2 separate regions of the Homo sapiens genome follow, and region 1 is linked to region 2. A link is an interaction called in ENCODE POLR2A ChIA-PET data of the cell type or tissue named here. Cell type or tissue: GM12878. All regions are shown on one strand. Each heading gives the region's core, and the rest is flanking DNA. Links, peaks and the distances in the headings are about the cores only.

Region 1 (10,459 bases), core at 3,647-8,646, 100 kb before region 2:
ACAGCTTTATTGAGATAGGATTCAGAATCATTCAATTCGTCCATTTAAAGCATACAATTCAATGGTTTTTAGTGTATTCATAGAATTGTGCATCCATCATCACAGTCAATTTTAGACTATTTTTATCATCTCCAAAAGAAACCACATACTCTTTGGCTGTCACCCCCAATCCTTTCACCAACCCTTCCTGCCCTAAGCGCTAGGAAACCGCAAATCTACTTTCTGGGTCTATAGACTTGCCTATTCTGGGCATTTCATATAAATGGAATCAGACAATATGTAACACTTTGTGACTGCTTTTTTCATTTACCATAATTAATGTTTTCAAGGTTCGCCCAGGTTGTATAAGTACTTCATTTCTTTTCATTGTTGAATAATATTCCAATGCATACATTTTCCACCTTTTGTTTATTTGCTCACCAGCTGATGGACATGTGCATTGTTCCTCATGTTCTTTATACATCAAGGCCCAGTCCTCTATGTGAGATGGAGATTGCCTTTCAATTCTTTTTTTCTTTTAATTTATTTAGTATATATGTGTGTGTGTGTGTGTGTGTGTGTGTGTGTGTGTGTGTGTCTGTTTTGTTTTTGTTTTTGTTTTTGAGATGGAGTCTCACTCTGTTGCCCAGGCTGGAGTACAATGCCACGATCTTGGCTCATTGCAACTTCTGCCTCCCAGGTTCAAGTGATTCTTCCACCTCAGTCTCCGAAGTAGCTGGGATTAAAGGCGCAAGCCACCATGCCCGGCCAATTTTTGTATTTTTAGTAGAGACGGGGTTTCTCCATATTGGTCAGGCTGGTCTCGAACTCCTTACCTCAAGTGATCCACACGCCTCGGCCTCCCAAAGTGCTGGGATTACAGGCATGAGCCACCGTGCCCGGCCTACAATATATATTTTTAGAAGACACAGGGTCTCACTATTTTGCCCAGGCTGATCCCAAACTCCTGGGTTCAAATGATCCTCTCACCTTGGCCTTCCAAAGTGCTGAGATTACAGGTATGAGCTGCGGCTCACCCCCGGCCTGCCTTTTAATTCTTAACCTTTTTTTTTTTTTTGAGGAAGAGAGACATTTTTATCATTTTTATCACAGCTCCAAATTATTTACTGATTTGCTCATGGACATAATCCCTGCTAGAACACTATATTCTGAATGTTCAAAACAAAATGAAATAATTTCTGTTTTTACTTTTTGCAGTTAGTTTATAATACTGTCCAGAAGAAATGGTTCTGATTATACAGTTTCTCTGATTATACAGTTTCTGTTAAATTATATTGTAGGGGATCAGAATATGCCACCCCTAAATAAGGACTGTTTTGAGCTGAAGATGATTCAGGAACAGCAGATGCAAAGAAAGAGAGAAAGAGAGAAGGAAGGAAGGAAGGAAGGAACGAAGGAAGGGAGGGAGGGAGGGAGGGAAAAGAAGGAAAGAAGAAAGAGGAAAGAAAGAAAGAAAGAAAAGAAAGAGAAAGGAAGAAAGGAAGAAAAGAGAAAGAAAGAAAAAGAAAGAAAAGAAAGAAAGAAAGAAGGAAAAGAAAGAAAGACAGACAGACAAGCAGGCAGGCAAGGCCTACTCTTTCCTTCATTTGCTTAAAAACAGACTTAGATTGATAATCACTGGTGAAAACTCTAGACTCTGTCCAGGAAGACTGAGAAGAATCTGCATAAGAAACCTTACTAAAACAACCCTGATCTTCCATTTGTTTCTTCCCAGTTTGCTACCCCTGGAAGCCTGAAACCTTCACCTTTGTCTCCTCACTTCTTTACAAATTTCTTATTCTTTTGTTAAACCCAAATTCTAACCACTCCTTTGATGGCATTGTTTATCACTGAGTTTCCACATGTTTACATGTCAATCTGGTTTTTTTCAGTTTAATTTGCAGCCCCCACCCCAGGAGGGCAGAAGAAAAAGGGTTCTTTCCCTCCCTACAAGATGAGTAAGATTTTTTTTCTTTTTTGAGTTTTCTTGTTGCCCAGGCTGGAGTGAAATGGCGCAATCTTGGCTCACTGCAACCTCCGCCTCCCGGGTTCAAGCAGTTCTCCTGCCTCAGCCTGCCGAGTAACTGGGTCTACAGGTGCGTGCCACCATGCCCAGCTAATTGTTGTATTTTTAGTAGAGATGAGATTTCACTATGTTGGCCAGGCTGGTCTCGAACTCCTGACCTCAGGTGATCCACCCACCTTGGCCTCCCAACGTGCTGGGATTACAGGCGTGAGCCACTGTGTATGGCCGAGTAAGATGTTTTTAACATCAAGAGTAAGTTGTCTTACAAGTGAGAAAAATAAAATAATCAAAAGCCATCTTCAAACGAGAAGAAACATTTTTTAGGGAGACTTCAGAATGGGAGCATATGGAATTAGAACTGGGAACCCCCAAATCTGAGACAGATCTCAGTCAATTTAGGAAGTTAAGGTCCTGTGTCCATGACACAGCCTCAGAAGGTTTGTTTTGTTTTGAGAAGGAGTCTCCACTCTGTCACCCAGGCTGGAGTGCAGTGGCATGATCTCAGCTCACTGCAACCTCCACTTGAACTCCTGAGTTCAAGCGATTCTCCTACTTCAACCTCCTGAGTAGCTGGTATTACAGACGTGAGCCATCATGCTGGGCTAATTTTTGTATTTTTAGTAGAGACAGGGTTTCATCATCTTGGCCAGGCTGTTCTGGAACTCCTGGCCTCAAGCGATCTGCCATCTGGACCTCCCAAAGTGCTGGGATTACAGGTGCACAGCCAGGAGGTCTTGATGACATATGCCCAAGGTGGTCAGAGCACAACTTGGTTTTACACATTTTAGGGAGACAGGAGATGTCAATCAACATATGTAGATGAACATTGGTTCCATCTGGAAAGGTGGGACAACTAGAAGGAAAACCGGGACAACAAGAAGAGGGAAGGGGGCTTCCAGGTTATAGGTAGATAAGAGACAGATGTTCGCATTCTTTTGAGTTTCTGACTAGCCTCTCCAAAGGAGGCAATCAGATACACATTTATCTCAGTGAACAGAGGGATGACTTTGAATAGAATGGGAGGCAGGTTTGCCCTAAGCAGTTCCCAGCTTGACTTTTTTTTTTCCTTTTAGCTTAGTGATTTTGGGACGCCAAGATTTATTTTCCTTTCACACAACCTTCTTACCCCCTTTTCAGTTCCTTCATCAATGTATGATTGCTGAAGAATGAGTAAAAAGTTAATGAAGGCCGGGCGCGGTGGCTCACGCCCGTAATCCCAGCACTTTGCGAGGCTGAGGCAGGCAGATCACGAGGTCAGGAGATCAAGACCATCTTGGCTAATAGGGTGAAACCCTATCTCTACCAAAAATACAAAAAATTAGCTGGCCGTGGTGGCAGGCGCCTGTAGTCCCAGCTACTCAGGAAGCTGAGGCAGGGGAATCGCTTGAACCCGGGAGCCAGAGGTTACAGTGAGCCGAGATCGCATCACTGTATTCCAGCCTGGGTGACAGAGCGAGACTCCGTCTCAAAAAAAAAAAAAAAAAAGTTAATGAAGTATAGGAGACATCCTTTCTTACTCGTAACTTCAAAATACACAAAATAGCAGTGTGAGGCAGTGTTATCTTCTTGCCTGTGTTTATAACCTGACTCTGACACTTGTCATCCATGTGTCTTTGGGCAAATTATTTTATGTATTATTTTTATCTCTTTTTTGATTTTTGATTTTTTTTGGTTGGAGGGTGGGGTGGAGTGGCCAGAGTCTTGCTCTGTTGCCCAGGCTGGAGTACAGTGATGTGATCTCTGCTCGCTGCAACCTCCACCTCCCAGGTTCAAGCGATTCTCCTGCCTCAGCCTCCTGAGTAACTGGGGCTACAGGTGCGGGCCATCACGCCCAGCTAATTTGTTTATTTTGTATTTTTAGTACAGACAGAGTTTTACCATGTTGCCCAGGCTAGTCTCAACCCCTGGCCTCAAGTGATCCACCCTTTTCAGCCTCCCAAAGTGCTAGGATTACAGGCATGAGCCACCGCACCTGGCCTGGGCAAATTATATAACCCTTCTTGGCCTCAGCTGTCTTCATCTAAAACAGGATTATAATACAGGCTTGTTGCGAGAATTATATGTTTCACAACATGTGGGCATCAGTATAAGGAAAAGGCATGAAATCACATGAGAAAGTATCTTTAAATTCTTTTCAATTTCATGCAATTGAATCAAGAAGAGTCCTGGTCTGTGCTAATAAGATTGTTCATTAATACCTCTCTAAAACATTCCAAAGACAGGGAGAGTGAGTAATCATCTGCCTAAATTTTTTAAATAATTCTGATTTAGCATTTATTAATTTGAATAAACTTACTCCACCCTCTCCAGGCTCCTTACTCCCGAATTCTGTTCCACTGTCTAGGCTTTAGGTCAGGCTCAAGGACAAGTTATTTAGATTTTATTTCTATCTTCTGCCTTTAAAAACATAGATAAAATTGTCCTTGGTCTCAGGGGTAAACAAAATCAAGCTATAAACTGAATATTGCTCTCCAGCCAGGGTGTCCCACTGTCTTAGCAAAAAACTGGAAGGAAGGGAACAGATAAATGGATGGGGACTGTAAACAACCAAATATTTTTCATTTTCTAGAAGTGGGAAATCATCCAAAAGGTGCAAATATTTGGTTAGGTGTTTACATTTTCATGCTCCATTGTTGATGTTGTGGAACTAGGAGCAAGCTAATACTAGGAACAAGATAATACTGTGGACTGCAACAGCCAAAACTCTTGGCTTTCTGTGGCCCGGGTTATTTGCTCTTTCTTTCTTCCTTCCTCCTGCTCCTCTGCTGTAAGCACCCCCATCTTCCAGCTTTCCCAGTGAAGTGCCTTCTCCTTAGGGCCTTCCTTCTTAAAGAGTGAATGTGCTTCCCTCTCGACCATTATAGGGTGCACTCCAGGCAAAACCTGTCTTTTTTTTTTTTTTTTTTTTTTTTTGAGACTGAGTCTCGCTCTGCTGCCAGGCTGGAGTGCGGCGGTGCGATCTCGGCTCAATCTCCGCCTCCCGGGTTCAAGCTATTCTCCTGCTTCAGCCTCCTGAGTAGCTGGGACTACAGGCGCGCACCACTACGCCTGGCTAATTTTTTGTATTTTAGTAGAGACAGGGTTTCACCATGTTGGCCATGGTGGTCTGGAGCTCCTGACCTCGTGATCCGCCTGCCTCGGCCTCCCAAAGTGCTGGGATTACAGGCGTAAGCCACTGCCCCCGGCCTTAAAATTATTTTTAAAAAATAGAGATGGGGGGAGGGGGGCGTCCCACTATGTAGCCCAGGCTAGTCTGGAACACCTGGGTTCAAGCAATCCTCCCACCTCAGCCTCCCAAAGTGCTGGGATTTTAAGTTGTGAGCCACCATGCTTGGCTAAAACATGTCTTTATATGCCCCAGTTTTATCTTAAATTTTTTGTGCAGATTTGCATTCTGTTCTAACGTATACTCCTGTTCGTTTCATTTTATTTTATTAATTATAAAAAATACAGGGCCGGGGGCGGTGGCTCATGCCTGTAATCCCAACACTTTGGGAGGCCGAGATGGGTGGATCACCTGAGGTCAGGAGTTTGAGACCATCTGACCAACATTGTGAAACCCTGTCTGTACTAAAAATACAAAATTAGCCAGGTGTGGTGGCATGTGCCTGTAATCCGAGCTACTTGGGAGGCTGAGGCAGGAGAATCGCATCAACCCGGGAGGCGGGGATTGCAGTGAGCTGAGATCGCGCCATTGCACTCCCATTTTGGGCAACAGGTGTGAAACTCCGTCTCAAATAAATAAATAAATATGCCGGGAGCGGTGGCTCACGCTGTAATCCCAGCACTTTTGGGAGGCCGAGGCGGGCGGATCACGAGGTCATGCTTTTGAGACCATCCTGGCTAACACGGTGAAACCCCGTCTCTACTAAAAACACGAAAAATTAGCCAGGCGTGGAGGCGGGCGCCTGTAGTCCCAGCTACTCAGGAGGCTGAGGCAGGAGAATCGCTTGAACCTGGGAGGCGGAGGTTGCAGTGAGCCGAGATCGTGCCACTGCACTCCAGCCTGGGCGACACAGCAAGACTCTGTCTCATAAAAAATAAAAATAAATAAATAAATAAATAAATAAATAAATAAATAAATAATAGAGATGAGGTCTCCCTATATTTGACAGGTTGGTTGAACTCTGGGCCGCAAACAATCCTCCTACCTTGGCCTCCCAAAGTGCTAGGATTACAGGTGTAAGCCACCACACCCGGCCTCGTGTGTGTTTTCATTTTAAATTCATAAACCTTCAGGAAAAATTTTTCCCAGGTTTATTAAGGCATAATTGAGAACAATTATATATATTTAAGCTGTACAACATCAAAATTTGGTACACGTTGTGAAATGATTACCACAACCAAACTAATTGATATATTCTTTACATCACAGAGTTACTTTTTTTTTTTTTTTTTTTTTTTGAGACGGAGTTTCGCTCTTGTTGCCCAGGTTGGAGTGCAACAGCACTATCTTGGCTCACCGCAACCTCCACCTCCCGGGTTCAAGTGATTCTCCTGCCTCAGCCTCCCTAGTAGCTGGGATTACAGGCATGTGCCACCACACCCGGCTAATTTTGTATTTTTAATAGAGACGGGGTTTCTCCATGTTGGTCAGGTTGGTCTCGAACTCCCGACCTCCGGTGATCCGCCCACCTCAGCCTCTCAAAGTGCTGGGATTACAGGCATGAGCCACCGTGCCTGGCCTTTTTTTTTTTTTTTTTTTTTGAGACAGAGTCGCAGAGTGCAGTGGCTCAATCTCGGCTCACTGCAATCTCTGCCTCCCAGGTTCAAACGATTCTCATGCCTCAGCCTCCTAGCTGGGGTCACAGGCATGTGCCACCACACCCAGCTAATTTTTTGTATTTTTAGTAGAGACGGGTTTTTGCCATGTTGCCCAGGCTGGTCTCGAACTCCTGAGCTCAGGCAACCCACCCACCTCAGCCTCCCAAAGTGCTAAGACTACAGGCCTGAGCCACTGCACCTGGCTGCTGCCTTTTTTATAATAGCCATCCTAACAGGTGTGAGGTGATACTCATTGTAGTTTTGATTTGCATTTCCCTGATAATTAATGATGTTGAGCACCTTTTCATACACCCGTTGGCCATTTGTGTATCTTCTTTGGTAAAAGGACTATTCAGGTCTTTGCTCATTTTTCAGTTGGGTTATTTGGTTTTCTGCCATTGAGCTATGTGAGTTTCTTACATAATATTTGAGATATTTGAGCTTGGAAGTGGACATAAAAGAAAAATAAAGAAAAAAGAAAAAAAATTTTGAGATATTAACCCCTTATCAGATATACAGATTGTAAATATTTCTCCTATTCCATAGGTTGCCTTTTCATTTTGTCGATTGTTTCCTTTGTTGTGCAGAGGTTATTTAATTTGATGTAATCCCAGGAAAAAAAAATGTAAACTTTTTCTTTCAAATCTTTCAATCTAATTAATGCATTAGAAAGTTGCCACCTCCCACAATGGTCTGTGATCCAGACTTCAACAGACCTCAAGGAATACACCAGGAGTTAAAGTTACAGAGCAGGCCAGGCGCGGTGGCTCATGCCTGTAATCCCAGCACTTTGGGAGGCTGAGGTGGGCGGATCACTTGAGGCCAGGAGTTCAAGACCAGCCTGGACAACATGGCGAAACCTCATCTCTACTAAAAACACAAAAATTAGCTGGGCGTGGTGGTGCATGTCTGTAATCCCAGCTATTTGGGAGGCTGAGGCATAAGAATCACTTAAACCTGGGATGTGAAGGTTGCAGTGAACTGAGATGGTGCCACTGCACTCCAGTCTGGGTGAAGGAGAAAGACTCCTTCTCAATATGTTAGCCAGGATGGTCTTGATCTCCTGACCTTGTGATCCGCCCGCCTCGGCCTCCCAAAGTGCTGGGATTACAGGTGTGAGCCACCACACCCGGCCTCCTGAGTCCATTATTTAAGGGGATTTATACTATAAATGACTTCCATGAATATGAGAGGTCCTGAGTGTTATCTGTTTGCTTACTTGCTTTTGGGACGTTTCTATAGACTTTTCTTTGTAGGAATTCCAGTTTTTCTGGATTCTTCACTCTTCTTCATGTATGCCATTTTGCATTCTTCCTAAAAGGTTGGATTATAGTAAGTGGTTAGACGTTCTTTCAATGCAGACTTTTATTTTTGGCATTTTACTAACATAAAGATTCTAGAGTTCTTGCAACAGTTGGCAAAATCTGGAACTGGCTCAGAACACCTCTCTCTGTCCTGTTTTCTCATTATTTTAGGGCTCAAAATATCTTTTTCTCAACATGGCTGCTCTCCAGGATCAAGCACTGTCTCCACAAGACAGAGAAGGCAGCCCCTTGGCAGCTCTGGGGCTTGTTTTTTTCAAATAAATAAAAGTAGCCACTTGGAAAAAAAAAAACAAAGTTCCGGCCGGGTGCGGTGGCTCAGCCTGTAATCCCAGCACTTTGGGAGGCCAAGGCGGGGGGATCACAAGGTCAGGAGATCGAGACCATCCTGGCTAACACAGTGAAACCCCGTCTCTACTAAAAATACAAAAAAATTAGCCGGGCGTGGTGGCGGGCGCATGTAGTCCCAGCTACTGGGGAGGCTGAGGCAGGAGAATGGCTTGAACCCGGGAGGTGGAGCTTGCAGTGAGAGGAGATCGCACCACTGCACTCCAGCCTGGGCGACAGAGCAAGACACCATCTCAAACAAACAAACAAACAAAAAAACAAAGTTCCTGTCCTCATAGATTTAAATTTAAATTCTAGTAGGAGAGAACAATAAACAAATAAACTTATTAATCCTCCACTGAGGATTGTGTTAGACACTGTGAGAAAAAATAAATCAGCCCAAGGATGCGGGTGTAACCTGTATCAGGTGGCCAGAGAAGGTATCTCTGAAAAATGACATTTGGGGCCTGTATGAAGGGAGTGTCTATGTAGCTATCTAGGCAGATATTGTTCCAGACAGACAGATAAGTCTGTGCAAAGGCCTCGAGGTAGAGTCTGCTTAGAACATTTGAGGGCCAGATACAGTGGCCGACACCTGTAATCCCAGCACTTTGGGAGGCGAGGTGGGCGAATCACCTGAGGTCGGGAGTTCGAGACCAGCCTGACCAACATGGTGAAACCCCGTCTCTACTAAAAATACAAAATTAGCTAAGCATGATGAATGCGTGCCTGTAATCCCAGCTACTCAGGAGGCTGAGGTCGGAGAATCGCTTGAACCCGGGAGGCAGAGGTTGCAGTGAGCTGAGATCGTGCCATTGCACTCCAGCGTGGCGACAGAGTGAGACTCCATCTCAAAAAAAAAAAAAAAAGAAGGAGAACACTTGAGGGCTGCAAAAAAGGCCAGTGTAACTGAAGTGAAGTAAACTTACACAAATGTCCACTGCATCCGTGAGAAGAAACTTAGAGCTTTGGAATGGGCCCTAGACACGAGCTATTTGACATATAGCCAGATATTAATCATTGTTACTGCTAATGGATGGGATTTTAGATGATTTTTAATTTCTTTTGAACTTTCCACGTCATCTTCTGAAGGCCTAATCCCTTTGGAATTAGATGATACAACAAACTTTAAAAATCGTAGAGTGAAACTCGTTTTTTTTATAGGTGAAGAAACTGAAGAAGAGAACTTATGCTTCTAGATGTTGCAGAAGCTTAAATTCCGGTTGCCTGAGGCCTAGTCCAGGGGGTCGTGGCAGCAGCAGGCTGAGACCGATAAGCCTCACCAGCCTCCTGAAGGTGCTTACTGATCATGTGCCAGGACACTCTTATCATCAACAGGCATGCGGCAACTGGAGGGCAGTGGTTAAGACAGCAGGTCAGCAACAGAGATAAGCCAAGACAGAAAAAAGCTGGGGAAGAATCCTTCTGTCCACAGGAGCTTTTGGAATTTTTTTTGTTTTTTAGACGGCGTCTTGTTTTGTTGCCCAGGCTGGAGTGCAATGGAGCAATCTCGGCTCACTGCAACCTCTGCCTCCTGGGTTCAAGCGTTCTCCTGCCTCAGCCTCCCGAGTAGCTGGGATTACAGGAGCCTGCCACCACGCCCAGCTAATATATATATATACATATATATATACACACATATATATACATATATATACATATATATACACATATATACATATATATACACACATATATATACATATATACACACATATACATATATACACATATATATACATATATACACATATATATACATATATACACACATATATACATATATACACATATATACATATATACATATATACACATATACACATATACACATATACACATATATCTACACATATATATACATATATATGCACATATATACATATATACACATATATATACATACATATATATATATATATATATATATATATTTTTTTTTTTTTTTTTTTTTTGAGACAGAGTTTCGCTCTTGTTGCCCAGGCTGGAGTGTAGTGGCGCGATCTCGGCTCACTGCAACCTCCGCCTCCCAGGTTCAAGC
Region 2 (10,459 bases), core at 2,058-7,057:
TCCCAGCTACTCAGGAGGCTGAGGCAGGAGAATCATTTGAACCCAGAAGGCAGAGGTTGCAGTGAGCAGAGATCATGCTGTTGCACTCGGCCTGGGCAACAAGAGCCAAACTCTGTCTCAGAAACAAAAAACAAATGGATGGCAATAACTTAATATGAAATGTATACTTTTTTTGAAAATCTTTTGGGGAAAGGAAAACACCTTGTGATTTTGATTACCCTGAGGATGTCCTAGGTATGGCTTGGGGATTTATGTAACTTTAAGGACCACCCTAGAGTAAGCATGTTAATTATGGTGGCTTTTGTCCACTAACTTCAGAAGTAGCCATTAAATAAAGCTGCAACCTAAGTCCTCAGTTTCCTAATCCTCCCTAGGGATTTATTAAGTTTACTTGTTATGGGATGTTTTTATATGACCAATCTTTATATTTCAACCATCTTGCCTCAGTTACCTCTTCTTGAGTCTTTTCCCACATCCAACTTGTCCTTGGTTTACATCAACCCTTCCAAACTCATACCCTACTGGCTGGTCTATTTTTTTTCCCAGTCTTACTTATTACCATTCCAGTTCAGGCCTTACACTGCAGCCTCACATACCTCACATACACCATAATATATGATGTAGGCAGTAAAAATTGTTTAAACCCTGGCTTCATGGAGTTTGGAATCTTTGGGGAAGCAAGATACATAGACATAAAACTATTATGAATCAATATAGTCTATGGTTGCTTTGAAAATGAGAATGATATAGAGTGTAAAGTCTCTCATCACATGCTATGAATAATGAAAGATTTTAAACCAAAAAAATAGAAAGTATAAAGATGGTGGCCGGGCGTGGTGGCTCACACCTGTAATCCCAGCACTTTGGGAGGCCAAGGCAGGTGCATCACCTGAGGTCAGGAGTTTGAGACTAGCCTGACCAACATGAAGAAACTCTGTCTTTACTAAAGATACAAAACATTAGCTGGGCATATTGGGGTATACCTGTAATCCCAGCTACTCGGGAGGCTAAGGTAAGAGAATTGCTTGAACCCAGGAGGTGGAAGTTGCGGTGAGCCAAAATTGTGCCATTGCACTGCAGCCTGGGCAACAAGAGTGAAAATGACCCAAAAAAAAAAAAAAAAAGATGGTAAGGAGATTTTACAAACTATAGATTTTTACATTTAAAGAATCCTCAAATTAAAAGACAAATAGAGAACAAAAATTTAAACAAGATGACAAATGGTTAATATCCTTAAGATAGAGAGCTGAATATTAAAAAGTCTTTATGTTATTAGGAAAAGTTCTACAGCCATAGTAACAAGTAAGTAGCAGAACTGGCTTAACCCACTGAAATCAATGGCAGCTTGCTTTGGTGAAAATGTCTTCAAAAACCAACTAATCAGAGACAGCTCAATGTCTGAAACGCAGCTAGTCAGCAACAGTCTTGCCAGGACAAGCTACTCTAGTCTCTGTAACTAACACAAGGCATAGTTCTATGATCCACTATTGCCTCTATAATCAATACAACTGTAAGGGTTTAAGGAAGAAGAAAGAAACACAAAAAGGGGCTCAATAATCACAGACAAGTGTATTTTGGAGAATAAACCTGAGAGGGGATTCTGGCTGGTTTAGGTCGGGGCCTTCTCTCTTATAGACTAAGAATATTTAAGGGTTTAGGGAGGGAGAGCTTATCGCAGATTTGGAATATTTCTGGGTGGAGGAGAGTTTTATTGTGGGGTTGGCATGTTTCTGGTCGGAGGGGGATTTATCTTGGGGTTGGAACATTTCCGGTTGGAGGTGTCATTTAATGGTCATGCTGACATTGGCCATTAGGGTGATGTTTCTGGGGCTGGATTAGGCGTTTTTTAATCAAGGGCAACTTAAAATGGCAGTGTTTGTCCAAGATGGTGATGCTCTTGCTCTGTCAATCCAGATCCTATAGTTATAGAAGGACAAGGGGCGGTGTGTTCTTTCTGGCTACTTCCTGCTAAGGGGAGGAGTGCGGAGAGTTCTTTGATCTCAGATTGACTGTAGGACTAATGCTGTCTGTAGATGTTTTTGGGTAGTTGTCTGTGAAATGGCCATGATCCTGTCAGTTAAAAATCTTTGAAAAAGGTTAATTAGGCAGGGTAAAAACATTAGTCCTAGGCACATCATTAGGAGAGGGCCCAGGAATGGGATGACCCATGTTGTGATTTTGTTCCAAAACCAACAATCTATTTGGTTGTTTTGGTATTCCCTTAGTCTTTTAGCCCTTTCTGTAAGTTTTTCAGCAGCATCTCTTACTAGGCTTGATTGGTTGAGGTATAGGCAACATTCCTCATCCAACGAGAGGCAGAGGCCATTTAAGATCTCCTTTTTCAGCCATTATAAGATCTAGTCCCCCTCTATTTTGGAGGATTACTCCAGCCAAGCAGTCTAGTTGGTCTTGGACTCTTATAAGACTTTGGGCTGTATCTTCTAAAGAACGCTGTAGTTCTGTTGAAAGAGCTTTAAAGTATGTTAAGGAGGTGGCCAATCTGCCTGCTCCCAATCTAAGTCCGGCGGTTATACCCAAGGTGGCCATCAAGGGAATGACATGGAAAGCCCTCCTCTTCCTAACATATTGGGCAGATGGAATGGGCAAAGGTTGACTAGGAGGAATTAGTCCAATGCAGGGAGAAAGATAAACTAGAGTACATGTTCTGGTACAGTTGGTGGGGAGACAAAGATATGTACTGGTTCCATATAAAAATAATAAGACTTGGCTGGGTGCGGTGGCTCACACCTGTAATCCCAGTACGTTGGGAGGCTGAGGCAGGCAGATCATGAAGTCAAGAGATCAAGACCGTCCTGGCCAACACGGTGAAACCCCGTCTCTACTAAAAATACAAAAAAAAAAAAAAAATAGCCGGGCTTGGTGGCACACGCTTGTAGTCCCAGCTATTCGGGAGGCTGAGGCAGGAGAATCACTTGAACCCAGGAGGTGGAGGTTGCAGTGAGCCAAAATTGTGCCACTGCACTCCAGCCTGGGCAACAGAGTGAGACTTTGTCTCAAAAAAAAAAATAAAATAAAATAAAAAATAAGCCTTGTTGTAAATATAGGCAGAGATATGGAAAGAAAGCAAGTGAATTAAGGCTGAAGTGTCTTTTCTTTCCTGTGGTTCATTACTCCAGATGGACAAGGAGGAGGCCAGAGAGACATCCACTATAGTAGAGATATAGGAAGAGTTATTCTTTATACATTTAATACAATCAGATGTTGCACCATTGATATTGAGCCATGAATAAAGCGGGCACTAGGGACAGCACAAATTAGGTCAGAGGCATCGGTTGAGGGAGAGGCTGTAAAACGAGCCAGTTGTGGAAATGCCCCATTTGCATCAGGTGATATGTGATAGTCAACTCGGTTAGTGTGATGGTCAGAGGGGTGTTTAACAATGATAGTGCATTGGTTAGGTGTTAAGGACCCTACAGGGAAATTTCCCTCACAGGCTGAAAAGCAAAGTGAGGCTTGTTGTAAAAGGGCGGTGTGTTTAGTTATGGGCCCTTCAATGGGAGGGCCTTGGGGCTTGAGGCATTGTAGGGAGTTGTAATAGGTTTGAAATGATTTGTTGGCTTGATTGGCCCTGGAAGGGGCATAATCACCTACCAGGGCGTCAGCTCTTTCAAAAAAGGAAGCTCCTTTTTGGAGTTTATAGATTATGGTTATGTTTCCTGTTAAAAGGTCATGAAAGGGTGTAGGAAGGGCTGTATAGGCTGAGGAAGACAGTGATAAGCACATCCAGGATTCTGGAGCAAAGGAAGAGTTAGCTTGCAGCATGAGGGATTGTGTAAGGTTTATAGAGCATTCCAGTTTGAGAGCAGTGAGGAGTGGTTGTATTGGTAAGGTTGATGTGATTACAGAATTTATATTGAAAGAAACAAGCAAAAGGAGAAAAAGGTTATTTGAGTAGGAGTAAAGTCCTGGAAAATTCCTTGAAGCCGTAAGTCCCATAGAATAGTAAGGAGCTGATCAGGATGGATAATGGGAGTTTCATAATGGTACCAATAAAGGTCTGTAACAAGATTGGTTGGGAAGCAATGAAAGTTTGAGAGAGAAAGAGACATAGCAGCTTATGTAAATTTCTCTTCCTTTTCCTCCAGGATTTGGTGAGGCGAAGGGAAGTGGGTCCTGTGGAGACACAAGAGAAGGCTGAAGGGGGTTTTGATTTGGTTGTTTTGGTATGTAGTGAAGTCTGTTGTCTTGAGAGATGTATAATGAAACCAGCTGGGGAGTCCCTGGGGTTTTGCTCCTGTGGTGTTGCAGGAATCAAGGGACAGAAGAGACCAATGGGTGGGACAGGAGGATTTATTAGGTGTGTACCAGCCCAGAGGATTAACATCCAAAGGCTGAGCCCCGAACAAAGACAGGGCTTGACTTTTATACATGCATCCAAAAGGGGGTTGGCTATACATGCATCCAAAAAGGGGCTCACCAGTTTGATGGTGCAAAACCTGTAGGGCGGGCAAGCAGGCTTACAGAAGCAGAACAAAGGCAGTTTGTGAAACAGTGACAGATTGTGCAACTTAAACATATCTTGTGACCTTATACAGAAGGAAAAACAGGAACTTACAAAACTTTGCAAAATAATTATGAGAATGGTAAGGGGGGAAGGGGAAGCTGAAAGAGGAGAAAAACTTGTTTTTCTCACCCCTGCTCCAAGATGGGAGGGAGAGGCTCTGGGGCTCATCCCTTGAGGGCCCTGGCTCTGCAGACAGGGCTATCAAAGCCCTGCCAGAGCCCTGCCTATCGCTGAGCCTCAAAGTGAGTTAGCCTAGTACAAGAAACTTTTTTTTTCCTGCTTAAGTGGGTGTAGTAAAGATGATCTGGTAAGACCCATTCCATTTAAGTGTGAGGGGAGGATTGAGGAGAGGACTGGGATCTTTTACCAGAACCCAGTCTCCTGGCTGTAGGAAGTGATTAGAGAAGTCGGCGATGGGTCGTGTCAGGTATTCGTCAGCATATTCCCAAATGAAATGGCAGATGGTATGTAGAAGTGGGGAAATGAGGCCAGGCACGGTGGCTCACACCTGTAATCCCAGCACTTTGGGAGGCTGAGGCGGGTGGATCACGAGGTCAGGAGTTCGAGACCAGCCTGGTCAATGTGGTGAAACCCCGTCTCTACTAAAAATACAAAAATTAGCCGAGCGTGATGGCATGCACCTGTAATTCCATCTACTTGGGAGGCTGAGGCAGGAGAATTGCTTGAACCTGGGAGGCAGAGGTCACAGTGAGCCAAGATCTTGCCGCTGCACTCCAGCCTGGGTCTCAAAAAAAAAACAGTAACAAAAAAGGTTTTAAAATTAGCTGGTTGCAGTGGTGTTTGCCTGTAGTCCTAGCTACTCAGGAGGCTGACGTGGGAGGATCATTTGAGCCCAGGAGTTCAAGGCTGCCGTAAGCTATGATCATGCCGCTGCACTCCAGCCTGGGTAACAGTGAGACCCCTGTTTCTGAAAAAGAAACAGAAAAACAAACCCCAAACAGCCAGTCTCTGTAACTGTGAGAAATAAATTTCTGTTATTTAAGTACTCAGCCTATGATATATTTGTTACAGCAGCCTAAACTGACTGAGACAACTACTAAGGCATTTAGTTTATTTACCTTTAATGAAATTAGTCTCAAAAAATCTATTGCCCTAGTTTATACTATCTTTCACTTCCTATTCTTTTTCTTTTGAGAGAGAGTCTCGCTCTGTCACCTAGGCTGGAGGGCAATGGTGTGATCTCGGCTCACTGCAACCTCCGCCTTCCGGGCTCAAGTGATCCTTTTGCCTCAGTCTCCTGAGTAGCTGGGATTACAGGCGTGTACCACCATCCCCAGCTAATTTTTATATTTTTAGTAGAGACGGGATTTTGCCATGTTGGCCAGGCTGGTCTCAAACGCCTATCCTCAAGTGATCTGCCAGCCTTGGCTTCCCAAAGTGCTTGGATTACAGGCATGAGCCACCATGCCTGGCCTTCCTATTTTTTTTTTTTGACTCTTTTTTGGTATTAATTATATTCTTCCTTGCTAGTTTGGAAGTTAAATACTCTATTCAGGTTTGAGATGCTTTTTTTGCCTTTTGTTTTTTGGGTTGATTTTTTTTGGTTGTTACCCTATAAGCTGCATTGTGATTACTTAAATTACAAAGTTAATCTATTTCTTTATCTCCTCCAGAACACAGACCTGTCATATGTTTTAATATTATCTTTTTTCTTTCAAATTTAACTATTACTAAACATTATCATTGTTTTATAGTTAATATTTTATACTTACCCAAAGTCTTTTTTACATGTTGTTTCTTCTTGTAGCTTCATTTAGGATCAATTTCCTTCTAGCTAAAATATATACTTTAGATTTTTCCTATAGGGAGAGTTTGCTGGCGAAAGAGTGAGTTTTATTTGTCTGAAACAATTTTATTTTGTCTTCATTAAAACAAATTTTAGGGCCGGGAGAGGTGGCTCACGCCTGTAATCCCAGCACTTTGGGAGGCCAAGTCGGGCAGATCACAAGGTCGGGAATTCGAGACCAGCATGGTGAACATGGTGAAACCCCGTCTCTATAAAAAATACAAAAATTACCTGGGCATCATGGCACATGCCTGTAATCCCAGCTACTCGGGAGGCTGAGGCAAGAGAATCACTTGAACCTGGGAGGCAGAGGTGGCAGTGAGCTGAGATTGAGCTCAAAAAAAAAAAAATTTAATTGGGTTTAGAATTCCAAATTTTCAGTTGCTTTTCCTCAGCAATTTGAAGATAACATTTCACTATCTTCCAGCTTACATTGTCTTTAAGCCAGCTGTCACTAACTCAGCTTCTTTTGAGATGATCTCCTTGCTGGCGCAGTAGCTCACACCTATAATCCCAGCACTTTGGGAGGCCAAGGTGGGTGGATCACCTGAGGTCAGGAGTTCGAGACCAGCCTGGCCAACATGGTGAAACCCCGTCTCTACTAAAAATACAAAAAAAAAAGTAGCTGGACATGGTGGTGGGTGCCTGTAATCCCAGCTACTTGGGAGGCTGAGGCAGGGAGAATCGCTGGAACCCGGTAGGCGGAGGTTGCAGTGAGCCGAGATCGAGCCATTGCATTCCAGCCTGGGTGAAAGAACAAGACTCTGTCTCAAAAAGAAAAAAGAAGATAATCTCCTTTCTCTCCTGCTGTTTTATAATCATTCTTTGTCATTGTTGTTCTGAAATTTCACCATTTTATGTCTGTGTGTGGGTTTCTTTTCTATGTACATAGACATACCTATGTACATAGACTGAAACTTATGCACATAGGTTTATTAAGATATATTCATAGGTTATAAACATATATACATAGGTTGTAAACATATAAACATAGCCTAAAAAAAATATAAAGCAAAAACATCACAAGAAGAAACAAGCTGGGTATGGTGGCTCATGCCTGTAATCCCAACAATTTGGGAGGCCGAGGTGGGCAGATCACCTGAGATCGGGAGTTTGAGACCAGCCTGACCAACATGGAGAAACCCCATCTCTACTAAAAATACAAAATTAGCCGGGCATGGTGACGGATGCCTGTAATCCCAGCTACTCAAGAGGTTAAGGCAGGAGAATCACTTGAACCTGGGAGGTGGAGGTTGTGGTGAGCCGAGATTGCGTCACTGCACTCCAGCCTGGCAACAGAGTGAGACTCTATCTCCAAAAAAAAAAAAAAGAAGAAACAGACAAATTTATATTCAATCATATTGGAGGATTTGAAAATTAATAATTGACAGAAAATGTTCATCGAGTAGATTTGATAAACATGATTACATATTTACTATGGTAGAAGCATAGAACGCTATACTAACAACTGCAAAAATCACATTCTTTTTAAGCACGCAAAATTTTTATTAATTGAAGACAGATTGTCTGTAAATCAAATCTCAAGAAAATTGACAGAATTAAAATGAGGACATTCTCTGACCATAGGCACATGTCAGAGATATTATAGGTTCAGTTCCAGATCATTGCAATAAAACAAACATCACAGTAAAGTAAGTCACACAATTTTTTTTGGTTTCCTAGTACATAAAGTTATTTTTAAACTATAATGTAGTCTATTTAGTATGCAATGGCATTATGTCTAAAAATATACCTTATTTTAAAAATAGTTTATCAGTAAAAAATGCTGACACAACGACACAAAAGTGAGCACATGCTGTTGGAAAAATGGCACTGATATACTTGCTCAACACAAGGTTGCCGCAAACCTTCGATTTGTAACAAAAATACAATCTAGAAAGCATGATAAAATGAAGTGCAATAAAATAAGGTATGCCTATGTATAATGCTATTAAGCTACAAATAAACAATAAAAAAAGCTAAAAAATTTCCTTTATGTGCTAGGAAATAAGAAAGACACAAATTAAACATTTTGAATGTAATAAACAGTATTACAGATGACGGCCGGGCACGGTGGCTCACGCCTGTAATCCCAGCACTTTGCGAGGCCGAGGCGGGCGGATCACGAGGTCAGGAGATCGAGACCATACTGGCTAACAAGGAGAAACTCCGTCTCTACTAAAAGTACAAAAAATTAGCCGGGCGTGGGGGCGGGCGCCTGTAGTCCCAGCTACTCGGGAGGCTGAGGCAGGAGAATGGCGTGAACCCGGGAGGCGGAGCTTGCAGTGAGCCGAGATGGCACCACTGCACTCCAGCCTGGGCGACAGAGCGAGACTCTGTCTCAAAAAAAAAAAAAAAGTATTACAGATGACAACTGTGGGATGCAGCTACGTAGTGTGTAGAAAGAAATGTATAAACTTGGCCGGGCGCAGTGGCTCATGCCCGTAATCCCAACATTCTGGGAGGCTGAGGAGGGCGGATCACCTGAGGTCAGGAGTTTCAGACCAGCCTAGGCAACATGGCGAAACCCTGTCTCTACTAAAAAATGCAAAAAATGGCTCGGTGTGGTGGCAGGTGCCTGTAATCCCAGCTGCTCGGGAGGCTGAGGCAGGAGAATCACTTGAACCCAGGAGGCGGAGGTTGCAGTGAGCCGAGATAGCCCCACTGCACTCCAGCCTGGGCGACAGAGCGAGACTCGGTCTCAAACAAAAACAAAAACAAACAAACAAAAAATAAATGTATAAACTTAAAAGACTTATATTAGTAAGTAATCATTTATAATAAGTCAGAAAAACAGAAAATAAATCCAAAGTAAAAGGAACAAAGCAGTTATTTTAAAAGACTACACAAAATTTGGCAAGAATGATCAACAACAAGAGAGAAATGTGAACATACATTTTACCAAATAAGTTATGTGAATGGCAAAAAACCAACATGAAATGATGCTCCACATCACTTGGTCATTGGGGAAATGTGAATTAAAACCATGAGGAAATATACTTCACACCCCCCCAAATACCACCTGTACCGCAATAACTTATGGAAATATAATAATAAGAAAATAAAAACTATACTTCACACCCACTAAAATGACTCAAATTAAAAAGACTAACAATATCAGGCGTGGAAGAGAATTTGGAGCATCAGGAACATTGCCGGTAAGAATGAAAATGGTATGTTCCTTAGTCCATTTTCTGATGCTATCATAGAATACCCTAGACTGGGTAAATTATAATAAAACAAAATTTCTTTCTTTCTTTTTTTTTTTTTGAGACAGAGTCTCGCTCTGTCGCCCAGGCTGGAGTGCAGTGGCGCCATCTCGGCTCACTGCAAGCTCCTCCTCCCAGGTTCACGCCATTCTCCTGCCTCAGCTTCCCGAGTAGCTGGGACTACAGGCACCTGCTACCACACCCAGCTAATTTTTTGTATTTTTAATAGAGACGGCGGTTTCACTGTGTTAGCCAGGATGGTCTCAATCTCCTGACCTCGTGATCCGCCCACCTCGGCCTCCCAAAGTGTTGGGATTACAGGCGTGAGCCACAGAGACTGGCTTTTTTTTTTTTTTTTTTAAGAAGGGGTCTCACTCTGTCACCCAGGCTGGAGTACAGCCGCGCAATCTCGGTTCACTGTAACCTCCACCTCCCGGATTAAAGGGATTCTCCTGCTTCAGCCTCCCAAGTAGCTGGGATTACAGGCACCACCACGCCCGGCTAAATTTTGTATTTTTAGTAGAGACAGGGTTTCACCATTTGGCCAGGCTGGTCTTGAACTCCTGACCTCAAGTGATCCACCCGCCTTGGTCTCCCAAAGTGCTGGGATTACCGGTGTGAGCCACCTCACCCAGACGAAATGTATTTGGTAAAGTTCTGGAAACTGGCAAGTGCTTGGATTCAAGGACAAGGAGTCACAACTGCAGGGGGCCTTCTTGCTGTGTCATAACATGTGAAGGCATCACAGGATAAGAAGAGTGCAAGGCTGGCTTTTATCACAAACCCGCTCTTGAGATAACTTATTCCCTTCCACTATAACCCCACTAATCTGTTAATTCATGAAAAGATTAATCCATTCATGAGGGCTTAAGGTCTGTCTCTTAAAATTCTCACCTCCCCTTTTTTTTTTAGAGTCAA

Evidence for each region. Peaks named below come from ENCODE experiments on the same cell type or tissue, not always from the same donor. Only the 100,000 strongest peaks of a DNase experiment are listed, where the experiment ranks them.
Region 1: POLR2A ChIA-PET joins it to region 2 with 7 read pairs; 7 of 35 experiments call an interaction of 5 or more read pairs at or near these places.

Annotation. Positions count from the first base shown.
Region 1 is chr12:32,004,961-32,015,419 of GRCh38, reverse strand. No RefSeq gene overlaps it. Among named protein-coding and RNA genes, the nearest start is that of RESF1, 51 kb to the right of the region's middle. RefSeq lists an enhancer at 1,477-2,202. In GM12878, for the core only: no CTCF peak of the experiment used is centred there; no DNase peak of the experiment used is centred there.
Region 2 is chr12:31,900,884-31,911,342 of GRCh38, reverse strand. No RefSeq gene overlaps it. Among named protein-coding and RNA genes, the nearest start is that of LINC02422, 19 kb to the right of the region's middle. RefSeq lists an enhancer at 4,223-4,372. In GM12878, for the core only: no CTCF peak of the experiment used is centred there; no DNase peak of the experiment used is centred there; H3K27ac peaks cover 1,712 bases.